Regions from separate parts of the Homo sapiens genome. Here region 1 is linked to region 2. A link is an interaction called in ENCODE POLR2A ChIA-PET data of the cell type or tissue named here. Cell type or tissue: IMR-90. All regions are shown on one strand. Each heading gives the region's core, and the rest is flanking DNA. Links, peaks and the distances in the headings are about the cores only. Region 1 has its middle 98 kb from the start of LINC00396. Region 2 overlaps LINC03082 (long intergenic non-protein coding RNA 3082).

Region 1 (5,380 bases), core at 79-5,078, 150 kb after region 2:
CCAGGCAGGGACTGTTCCCTGATGAAGACCTAGATCTAGTCCCTGGATGTGATCCTCTAGCTCCTGTTTTCTGCTGCTCTACAGAAAGTCCATCCTTGGGACTTTTACCTTTACCCCTTGACATACCCTTCTTTTTCCATAAGAAATCATCCTTGTTTGCTGATCAGTAGCTTCTTCTGTCTACAGGAATTTGGACATCAAGAGATTCTTTTCATTTGATTGTCTCTTCTTTTTTTGTGCAAAGTAGTGGTGTTTTCAAAAGCACAACTCCTTTAAAAACTTTGTGGGGTTCCTTTGAATCTGATGAGTGTTTATTCCATGCCCTAAAAGGCATACTTTTTGAGAAGATTTCTGTTTTCTTTGGGTTTCATTTGAGATTACCTTGGGCAAATACCTTTAAAATTATTAGATTCTTGAAAGTCCCATTTGTCTGAGAAGGTTTACCTAGAACTTCCTTAAATATGTCACTTGCTTGATACCCATATTCTTGACTTGATTTTGGCCTCAGACTTTAATTAACTTTGATAATTTTTTACCATTTTACTTTCAAATCTGGGAAACTCTGGGCTTTGTGTTTTATCCAATTCTACCTTAAAACCGAACACTTCCTTCTTAAGTTTACCTCTCTCTTCTTCTCCCTTATCCTTCACAGCCAGGAGAAATCCATTGGAACTTTCAACTTTCTTCCTGGATATGTCCTTAAGATCCATGAGTTCATTAGGCACATCTAAAAGAATGTTCTAAGTTACTACAGGTAATGGTTTTGCCAGTGAGTTGACAGCAAAACTGACTACATAATACAGTTAGGCTCTTCTCCAGCCTCTAGCAGCTTCATCAAGCCCAAAGCTAATGCTCTGGTTTTTGTTATGGGAGTGCCCACTTTTAGGTATCCATTTCTAGGTACTAGTTAGGCTTTATTTCATAGCAAATCATTTCAATATTTAATGGCTTAAATCAATTTATGTCTCATAATTTGGTGGGTTAGTTGGGCCATTCTGCTGGTCTGGCCTAGAGGCTGTAAAAGAAAAATTTTGCACAAGCATTTATTAAAAATATCAAGATAGATTTTGATTTAGAGTACCACAGTAGGGAAAAGACACTCCAGTATAAACTAAGCTCAATTCCCCCAAAACAAAAGGTGGGGGGCTGTTTAAATGGTGGGGCATGCTAAAGGAAAATTACTGAGGACACTGGGGAAAAACTGGGAAATGTAATTAGGCCACCTGTGTTTGCTAATTGACACATTCAAGTTAAGCTTTGTATGGTCTGAATGTATATCCCGAAGTTCATGTGTTGAAATCTTAATCCCCAATGCAACAGTATTGAGAGGTGGGACCTTTAAGAGCTAATCAGGTCATGAGGGCTCTGCCCTTGTGAATGTATTCATGCCACTGTCTCGGGAATGGGTTAGTTATCATGGTAGTGGGTTAGTTATCATGAGTGTGGGTTCTTGACAGAAGGATGAGTTCTGCCCTCTTCCCTTCTCTTGCATGCCCTCTCTCCATTTGATGCCCTCTACCAATCATACAGAGCAAGAAGGCTGCCCCCACCCCCAAGATGTGGCTCCTTGATCTTGGACTCCCCAGCCTCCAGAACCATGAGCCAAATAATCTCCTGTTGTTTATAAATTACCCAATCTGTGGTATTCTGTGATAGCAGCACAAAACAGATTAAGATGGGCTTCTGCCCTCCCAGGAGACTGGAAGACAGGAGCCCTATCTTTTTTAATGATTACATTTCAAAGAGTTGGCCCGAAGTCTTTGAGAAAGATGTTCCTGGGTTGTAAAAGCTACCTCTCAAAAGGATAGAAAAAAATATTTACAATTGCAAGTTTTCTAAAGTAAATGCTCCAAAAAAGGGAGGTCAGGGGCCTGCAATCAGGCTCTTGTTGGAACAAACAGTACATTCTTTTGGCAGCATTGAGCCTTGTCAGGCAGAACTTAAAGAGGCCAGTGTCATCATCCTAGGAATGTGGACTTGAGCTGTTAGAAACTGTGCTAGTGTTTGTTCAAGTATCTTCATGTGTGTGTGGTGGGGGTGGGGAGTACAAAATTGACAGGCTGCAGTTCCGACAGGTCAAGGTTGAGGCCAGATGAAGAGAATCCTCAGAGGAGCCCGACTAATATTTGGTCAAGGAGAGTCTTTGTCAAGCCATACATGTGGTCCCGATCATTTTCCAACTTGAGGAGGGCTGGGGGATCTTGGACAGCCTTACCTATGTATCTAAAGCTGGTGGTGGCTGCCAGCTGCTGCACTGACCCAGATTAGAGCCCCTTGTGCAGTGGCAGGAGTGTTGCAGGAGAGAGCGTAGGTGGAGCTGCAAACCCTCTTTAGCCTGGACTCTAGAACCCATGCAATATCCCTCTGTCACCTTCTGGAACAAAAGCAAGACTAGCCCACGCTCAAGGAGAGGGGAAAAATTCTCTACCTTTGATGAGAGGAGCTGCTAACTACTGTGAGTATGTGTTTTCTGACTTATCACAGTAAGCACATACAGACGTAAGACCCCCATCAGTATGTCACTCAGGATATTTTAAAAAATATATTATTGTAATTTCTCCAGTCATATGTGCATATCAGGTGATTCTCAGTTCCAGCCTCTTCCTTCTAAAAGGCAATTAAAGTTTTACTACTAGTAAAAAAACAAACATAAGAAGAACCATAACAAATATTCCAGCCAACCTGTATGATGTCAAACGTTTGTCATGATCTCAGGATGCCTCCATGTGCTTCAAGAGCATCCTCTAATGTAGTGCCCCTCAAGTCACCCTAAAATAGCTTCCTGTAATGCTCAGGTTACAGCATCTATAGGTTGGGGAAGTTCTCAAGGCCTTGCAGCTGGGCAATGACGGTACCAGAGTCCTGGTCCCTGGGTGCATGGCTTCGGCACCAACGCTTTGTCATCAGGCACCATGACCAGAAACCATACACACGTAAGGGAATCCAGAGTCCTGAAGGAGGAGAAATATTTGTAGCCAGAGTTGAGGGGAGACTTTGGGGCGCTGGATCCATCCAGTACCTCAGTTGTTCTTGACCACCCCTGCCAGAAGTTTCCCCAGATCCCCATGGGACAGGAGCGGTCTGCAGCCACCTCTTTTTCAGAACCATCTATTTATGGAGACGTTCATCCTTGTTTTGAATCAGAATCTGTCTCTTCATAACTTCCACCTCTGCCTCGAAATACCTTCCCTTCCCCCTGAGGCTCACAGCACAAGTCAAATTTCCTTTCTTTTATGACAGTTCTTTGAGTATATGAGGCAGCTTTCATAGCTGGCCTGAGTGCATTATCTGCCTCGGGCGAAATATCCCCATTGATGGTGCTTGGTGTTTTGATTATCCTGGTCTCTCTCCTCTGGAAGAATTTCAGTTTTTCTCTCTCCCACTTAAAAATTTTATTTAACTTCGGTACAAATAATACTTTTGAAACAGTTCACAATTAAAAAAAAAAAAAAAGGATCGGCCGGGCACGGCACTTTGGGATGCTGAGGCGGGTGGATCACGAGGTCAGGAGTTCAAGACCAGCTTGGCCAAGATGGTGAAACCCCGTCTCTACTAAATATACAAAAATTAGCCGGGTGTGGTGGCGGGCACCTGTCATCCCAGCTACTCAGGAGGCTGCGTCAGGGAATTGCCTGAACCCGGGAGGCAGAGGTTGCAGTGAGCCGAGATCACGCCACTGCACTCCAGCCTGGGTGACAGAGCGAGACTCTGTCTTTAAAAAATAAAAAAAAAATAAAGAATATTTGGGTTTTCGGGTGTTCAACATGAAGTACGCCTTTCCCTGCTCTCTGCTGCCCAGTCCCCTCTATTGTTCTCTAGATCTCTTTCCAGATGGGTATTTATGTGTAAGCAAGAAAAATAAATGTTTTCTTCCACTCTGTGATGGTTAATTTTACGTGTCAACTTGTCTATGCCTCATTACGCAGCTACCTGGTTCAACATCAGTCTGGATGTTGCTGGGAAGGTACTTAATAGATAAGATTAACATTTAAATCAGTGGGCTTTGAGGAAAGATGACCTTCCATAAGGTGGGTGGACTTCATCCATCTTCATTCATCAAGGATCTGAAGAGCAAAGACTCAGGTTCCCTCAGGAAGAGGAAATTCTGCCTTCAGATGGCATTTTGGACTTCTGGGATTGAAGTGTAGCTCTTCCTCGGGTCTTTAACCTAAGGGCCTGCCCGGCAAACTTTTAACCTTGCATCTCCACAGTTGCATGAGCATCTCCAGTGAGATGAACAGGTTCCTTAAAATGCCTGTCTCTCTACATATATGTATGTATGTATGTATGTATGTATATATGTATACAATCTGTATATAGATATATATACACACATATGTGTGTGTGTATATATATTCTCTTGGTTCTGTTCTATATATAGGCAAAACCCCCTGCTTTTTTTCATTCAAAATTATATTTGGGGGATTATTCTATATTAGAATATAAAGAATTTTCTATTTTGGCATTGTAGTGAATGCTGTATGAATATTCATTATATATTTCATGAGACTTTAAAAAATTTTAGGTGTTTCCAATTATTTGTTATTATTTAAAAATGGCACACTAAGTGACTTTATTTGCTTTGGATTGTGTCAGTTCATTTGCAGGACAAATCCCTACAGTACCAGAGGGTACACACTTTTTAAAAAAATAATTTCAACTTTATGTCCACATGTATTTGGTGTTTAGCTCCCACTTTTAAGTGAGAACATGTGGTCTTTGGTTTTCTGTTCGTGTGTTAATTTACTTGGATAATGGCCTCCAGCTGCATCAATGTTGCTGCAAAGAATATGATCTCTTTATTTTTTATGGCTGCATAGTATTCCATGATCTATATCTACCACATGCGCTGAATTCAATCCATCATTGACAGGCATCTAGGTTGATTCCATGTCTTTGCTATTGTGAATAGTGCTGCAATGAACATACAAATGAATGTGTCTCTTTAGTAGAATGATTGATTTCCTTTGGATATATGTCCAGTAATGGGCTTGCTGGGTCAAATGGTAGCTCTGTTCTAAGTTCTTTGAGGAATCTCCAAACTGCTTTTTAAATCTGATAGATATTAGCATGCTGTCTTAGAGCTGTTCTTATTCATGTGGCCACCTGCAGTGGATAAGAGTAGTGGCTTCTGTCAGCACAGCATGACATCAAAGTTATAAGTCTTTGCTAATCTAATAGGTCTGTATTAGTCAGGGTTCTCTAGAGGGACAGAACTAACAGGATATATATATATATATGTATATATATGTACATATATACATGTATATGTATATGTACATATGTATGCATATGTATATGTACATATGCATGTATATATGTACTATATATATGTAAAGGGTTTATGTAAAGAGGAGTTTATTAAGTATTAACTTATATG
Region 2 (5,380 bases), core at 103-5,102:
TTCTTCCAACCTCACCCACTGCACCTCTAAAATGGGATAATAATGACATTCCCTCACACGGATGCCATGAGGCTGCAATGCATGGAAAGATGTGGAGTTGCTATTCCAAAGTTATTTATCACTAAAGTCATTCAAGCTCTGTTTTATTCCCAAGAAATAGGTAGGAGAGTTAAAGACATCTTGACTTTGTAGAATGAATGAGACCACATGTGCTGAAGTCCTTCAAAGTTTGTCAAGCTTTCACCATGTGAGGCACCACGATGGTTACTAAGGAGACACTGAGCAAGGGCCATAGATGTGGCTTCCAGTGTAGGTCTTGAAAAGGACATGACTTGTCCATGAACCTGGACTTGAATTCTGGCCCTCATTCCTCTCAATTAAGTGTCGCCGTGAGTGGCTGGGCCACTTTTGCACGGAGTTACTTTCGGTCAGCTGCCTCTGCCTGCCCTTGCTAAGTTCTCAAGAGAGCAAATGTCACAGCAGTCTGTGCCCTGGGAACAGGGAATGGGCCTCACACTGTCCCTCCCACCACATGGCCCCTGTCTTGTGCTTTAAAATATGACATCTAAAAAATGCAAACCTGCCAGTACACAGTGGAGTCTAATCTCATGATGTCAGAATGCTTGGCAGGCCTTGAGATATCGTTGAAGATAAAGCCGAAGGGGGCACTATGGGAAGTGCTCCTGCCATACTGTGGGGAGAGACTTTTTCTAAAATAACATAGGAACTGTTTGTCAGGGATGGAAGAGTTTGGTGGTGGTGGTTGTGGTCATGTCTTGGACACCATAAAAAAGGTGGGAGGAAAAATCTGCAGAGGACCTGCTGAGACACCGTGGGAAGCAGCCTGCATGGGGGCTGCCCTCTGGGAAGGAGCAGGCTGTGTCGGGCAAGTTGCTAGCTCCAGGGCCTGGGCACGAGGCTGTGCAACATGGGCCGGATTGGACTGCTCCTCACGGGACCAGCTTCTCGCTCACCTGGCAAGGCCCAGGCAGAGAAGCCTGAGGTGGGCTCCCACAATCACAGACCCAGTGCATTTGGAAACAAACAAACAAAAAACAAAACGCCAGCTCTGGCTCCCAGATATGGATGAGATGTTACTGTCCTCCTCCCACAGGCAGGTGCAGGGCTTAATCCAGGTGTTCTCAGACAGCGGTCCCTGCACCAGCAGCATCACCATCACCACCATCACCTGGGCTCTTGTTACAGGTGCAGATTCTGGGGCCCCATCCTGCACCTTGTGAATTAGCAACTCTGGGCTAAGCCCCAGCAATCTGCGTTTAGCAAGCCTGTCAGGAGACGCTGACGCCAGCTCAATTTGGAAGCTCTGGGCTTATTTAAACATAAGTCTGAAGATATACATACACATATTTAAAGTTATAAGGGGTTAAAAATAAACTGCTTTTTTCTAGTTATTCATTTTCTAGGAATTTATTGCCTTTCTAGAGATTTATTCTATGGATACACTCATATAAGTATGTAAAGATGTGGGCATGAGTTCTATTAGAAGTGAAAGTAATATAAAGGTTTATCAATAAAGCAATGGTTAAATAAGCTGTGTTGTATATACGATGGAAACCCAAGCTTCCTAAGTCTACATCTAAGTATTAAGATAATAAGGTAGGTTTATAGATACTCATCTATACACATGACTAAGATATGTTGTTAAAGGAAAAAAAAAACAAGTTGTAGAACTGTATACAGAATGTAATCCCCTAGTGTTTGTAAAAGGAGGCCACACACACACACACACACAAGCATATTAGTTTGTGTCTGGAAAATACACAACATGAGCTTGTATTAATCTAATAATATTACAACTACCCCATGATAAGAAACAAAAGTCAAAAAATTAAACGGAGAAAGAGTCTCCAGCATTTCTCTGGGCACTGCGCTTCCTCAAGCACCCCACTCTCTGGTCTGTTATTACCATCATCCTCCTCACACCAATACATAAACCCACTTCCTCATGACTGTCCTCCGTGCAAACCATGATAGAAGGTTTCCTGATCCTTGAAGGCATTAAATAGCCCTCATCACCTTTATTTCCAGACTAAATAGTTTAATTTCATCATCTAATTTCTCCTTAAAAACCTTAGTCATCTCCTTAGTTTTCTTGTGGAACTGTCTGTAGTTGTGCCAATTTAGAGATGTCAGGCTGAGGCATAATTAACTTCCCCGGATAGGTTCATGTTCTTAGGGTAGCTATGAATCAATGGTTAATCATGATTGCAGTGCTCAAGGTAATCATTGGCTGAGGTAGATATTCAATTGACAGGTAAAACAGGAGAACATTTTTTTTTTACCTTAAAAAAAGTGTGGTGTGAATAAAGAAATGAAAAGCATTTAGAGAGAGAGGTGAATGTTAAGGTTTTCAATAATCAGCTCTTGCCCACGAGCCTTGGCTGAGACAGGGCTTGACAGAGCCTCTGTACAGGGTTGATGTCCTGCGCCTGTGAGCCTGCACCCCAGGAGATCAAAGGTTCTGCAATGGGGAGCTCACGCTGATAAGATATTAAGACCATCTGTGAATCACTGATGTGGTCGGATTGCAAAGTATCAGCAAGGACAGCTGCCTCCACAAAGGAGCATGGATTCCCCAGGCTTTCCAGAGCCTTCTAAAAGACCTGCAGAAGAGAAACTAAAAGCACTGCTCTCTGCTCCAGTTGGGAGTGACAAGCCGCATGGGCAAGCATGAGTGCTTGCATGTACCTCTGTGTCCGAGACTGAGTGGAAGGGAGAAATTGAAGGGAACTCAGCCATGAGTAGATGTGAAGAAAGCACAGTTAGCATGCCAAATCTGAGTGCTTTCTTTCCTTTCACCATTCTTTCTGAAGTTCTTTCGTCACAAAAGATGTATTTACTCATTTTATTTGGGGAAAAGAGAAATATGGAGATAGGAGTTAGTTTCCGTGGAATTGTGCAAACCAGGTACAATTTTCATTTGGGTCCCGACTGTGTTGCAGGTAGCTTGGCAGATGCCCCAATGTAATAAAATCTGAATGCGGTTCTTCAACTTGGAATTCAGTGTTATAAGAATGAAAGAATTGTGAAGTATTGAAGCACAGCATGGGTGAATCATATGATGGCATAATGGCGGCTTGTAAACTGCTTTAGGCACACAGAGAAGGGGTAATCCAGGTATAAGCCCAACTTCCCTTGGGATTGGCAAAATTTCCTAGCATAGCTGAAGTAGTGGCTTATTCTTAGTGTTGGCCTGTTCTTTCTCCGAACTTTGCACTATCCTTTTATCATTTCTGCACTTAGTTTCTGTGTTAGTTATCTACTGCTACAAAAACAAATTTACTCCCAAGTTAGCAGTTTAAGCAACAACCAGTTATTGTCTCACATTTTCTATGGGTTAGGAATCTGGTAGAGGCTTAGCTGGGTGGCTCTGGCTCAGGGTCTTCCATGAGTCAAGGTGTTAGCCAAGGTTGCAGTCATCTGAAGGCTCCACCATGGCTATCACCCACGGCTATTGGCAGGAGGCCTCAGCTCTTTGCCACATGGGCCTTTCTGCAGGGCTACTTGAGCTTCCTCATGACATGGCAGGTGGCTTCTTCCAGAGCAAGCAATCTGAAAAGGGGAGGAAGCAGGGAGCCAAAGATCTTTTAATCCTATCTCAGAAGTCACACATCAGCACCTCCACCACATTCTAATTGTCAGAAGTGAATCTCGAAGTGCCTTGCACACGGAAGGGGAGGGAGCTGGGCTCCCCCTGTGAAGGGAGGGGTCCTGAAGAATTGGTGGACATAGTTTAAAACCACGGCAGCTTCCATGAGGTGGTCACACTCACTTAGTTGTTTGTGCATCCATTTATTCATCTCCCTATTTATCCAACACATTTCCATAAGTGCCTGCCAGATCCACAGCACAATGCCAAGTGCTAGGTAAGGGATGGGTGAGGCAAATAAAAAGGTAGTCCTGCTTCTCCCTCATCTGTCACCAACCCCGCATGCAGTGTTTAGGAAGATATAAGCAAGAGTAGTAGTTTAAAAAATATTTTAATATCTGCATGAGAATTTCTTAGAGGGATGGCGATGGTGTTGGTCTATGTTTCATTGAGGAACTATGTGGACAGTCACTTTCAGAGGGAAAGTAGGCTCCTGAGGGCCTCCTACATGCATGCTCCCCAGGAGCTGAAGCTGCTCTTCATGGAGGCGATCAGGTTCGAGTGCAATGCTGCAGAAGGCAGGCCGCTCACTGCCAAGGAAGGCACTCAGGTGAGCTTCAAAGGGCGCCTGGCCACAGGGAATTCTCACATTCAGCCCAAGCTGTCTGTGTTGCTATGATATCACCTTCTTCCCTATTTCCTGAAAACTTCCAGCTCACAGTGCCTTGTGTGAGAGAGTCCTCAAACTGTTGATCAGATTTGGGATCCCAGTGGAGGCTGGTGACCCTGAACTTTTGGAGATCCTGTCTGCTCTGTGCAGTGGATTGAATGTTTGAATCTTCCCTAACATTTGTATCTTGATCTTAACCTCCACGGTGATGGTATTATAAATAGTAAGTGGGGCCTTTGGGAGGTGATTAGGTCATGAGAATGGGCCCTGATGAATGGGATTAGTGACTTTATTAGACGGACCCCCAGAGAGCTCTTGCCCTCTTTTTACTATGTGAGGATTCAAGGTGAAGTTGGCCTTCTAGGACCCAGAAAAGAGACCTCACCAAAACTTGACCAAACTGGCATCTGAAATTTGGTTTTCCAGCCTTCTAAACCATGAGAAATAAATTTCTGTTGACGATAAGCCACCCAGTCTGTGGCAATTTGTTACAACATCTCAAATTAGCAAAGTCACTTTGGCACATTTTATAGTATAAAGTGAGGGTAGGCAAGGACTGAGCTGGTTGAGGTTTGTGAAGCAGGTGGGACAGGCACACAACCACACAAGGGAGGTGGGTCATCGTCAAGGAGATGGGGGTGGGGCATGTTGGGACACGGGCTCCAAGGAAAGCAGGACTCCAGATAGGCTACTTGATGGGGAGACAGTAGAGCAGGCAGTGGGTGGGACATTCAGAGAACACTGTAGAACTAGGAACAATGAAGGCAATGACGTGAGAGAACAGGAAATTACAATCAGAGATGGAAGTTTTAATTTGTGATATCACAGATTCAACATTCCTGGGTGGTCCAGGGTCTTCAGTATGGCCACGAAGTCAAAAGCTGAAAAGGAGCAGAGGTTAAGGTGATTAGGGATGAGGAGTTCACGTGGTTGAGAGGTGTTGGACACCAAGCTTGTGAGGGAGTTGAATCACTCAAGAGCCCAGCAGCACCCGAGGTGGAGACCACATCTGGTTCAGCACAGTGAGGGTCCACTGCCGGTGCTTTGGTGAGCAAAGGGAATAAGGGGGTAATGGATGAAAAATAGTGGTTGCATGGTGT

The links. Peaks named below come from ENCODE experiments on the same cell type or tissue, not always from the same donor. Only the 100,000 strongest peaks of a DNase experiment are listed, where the experiment ranks them.
Region 1: POLR2A ChIA-PET joins it to region 2 with 11 read pairs; 3 of 35 experiments call an interaction of 5 or more read pairs at or near these places.

What each region holds. Positions count from the first base shown.
Region 1 is chr13:109,952,359-109,957,738 of GRCh38, reverse strand. No RefSeq gene overlaps it. Among named protein-coding and RNA genes, the nearest start is that of LINC00396, 98 kb to the left of the region's middle. In IMR-90, for the core only: no CTCF peak of the experiment used is centred there; no DNase peak of the experiment used is centred there; H3K27ac peaks cover 565 bases.
Region 2 is chr13:110,100,444-110,105,823 of GRCh38, reverse strand. The region is part of intron 1 of LINC03082 (long intergenic non-protein coding RNA 3082); the gene reads left to right. Among named protein-coding and RNA genes, the nearest start is that of LINC03032, 19 kb to the left of the region's middle. In IMR-90, for the core only: no CTCF peak of the experiment used is centred there; no DNase peak of the experiment used is centred there.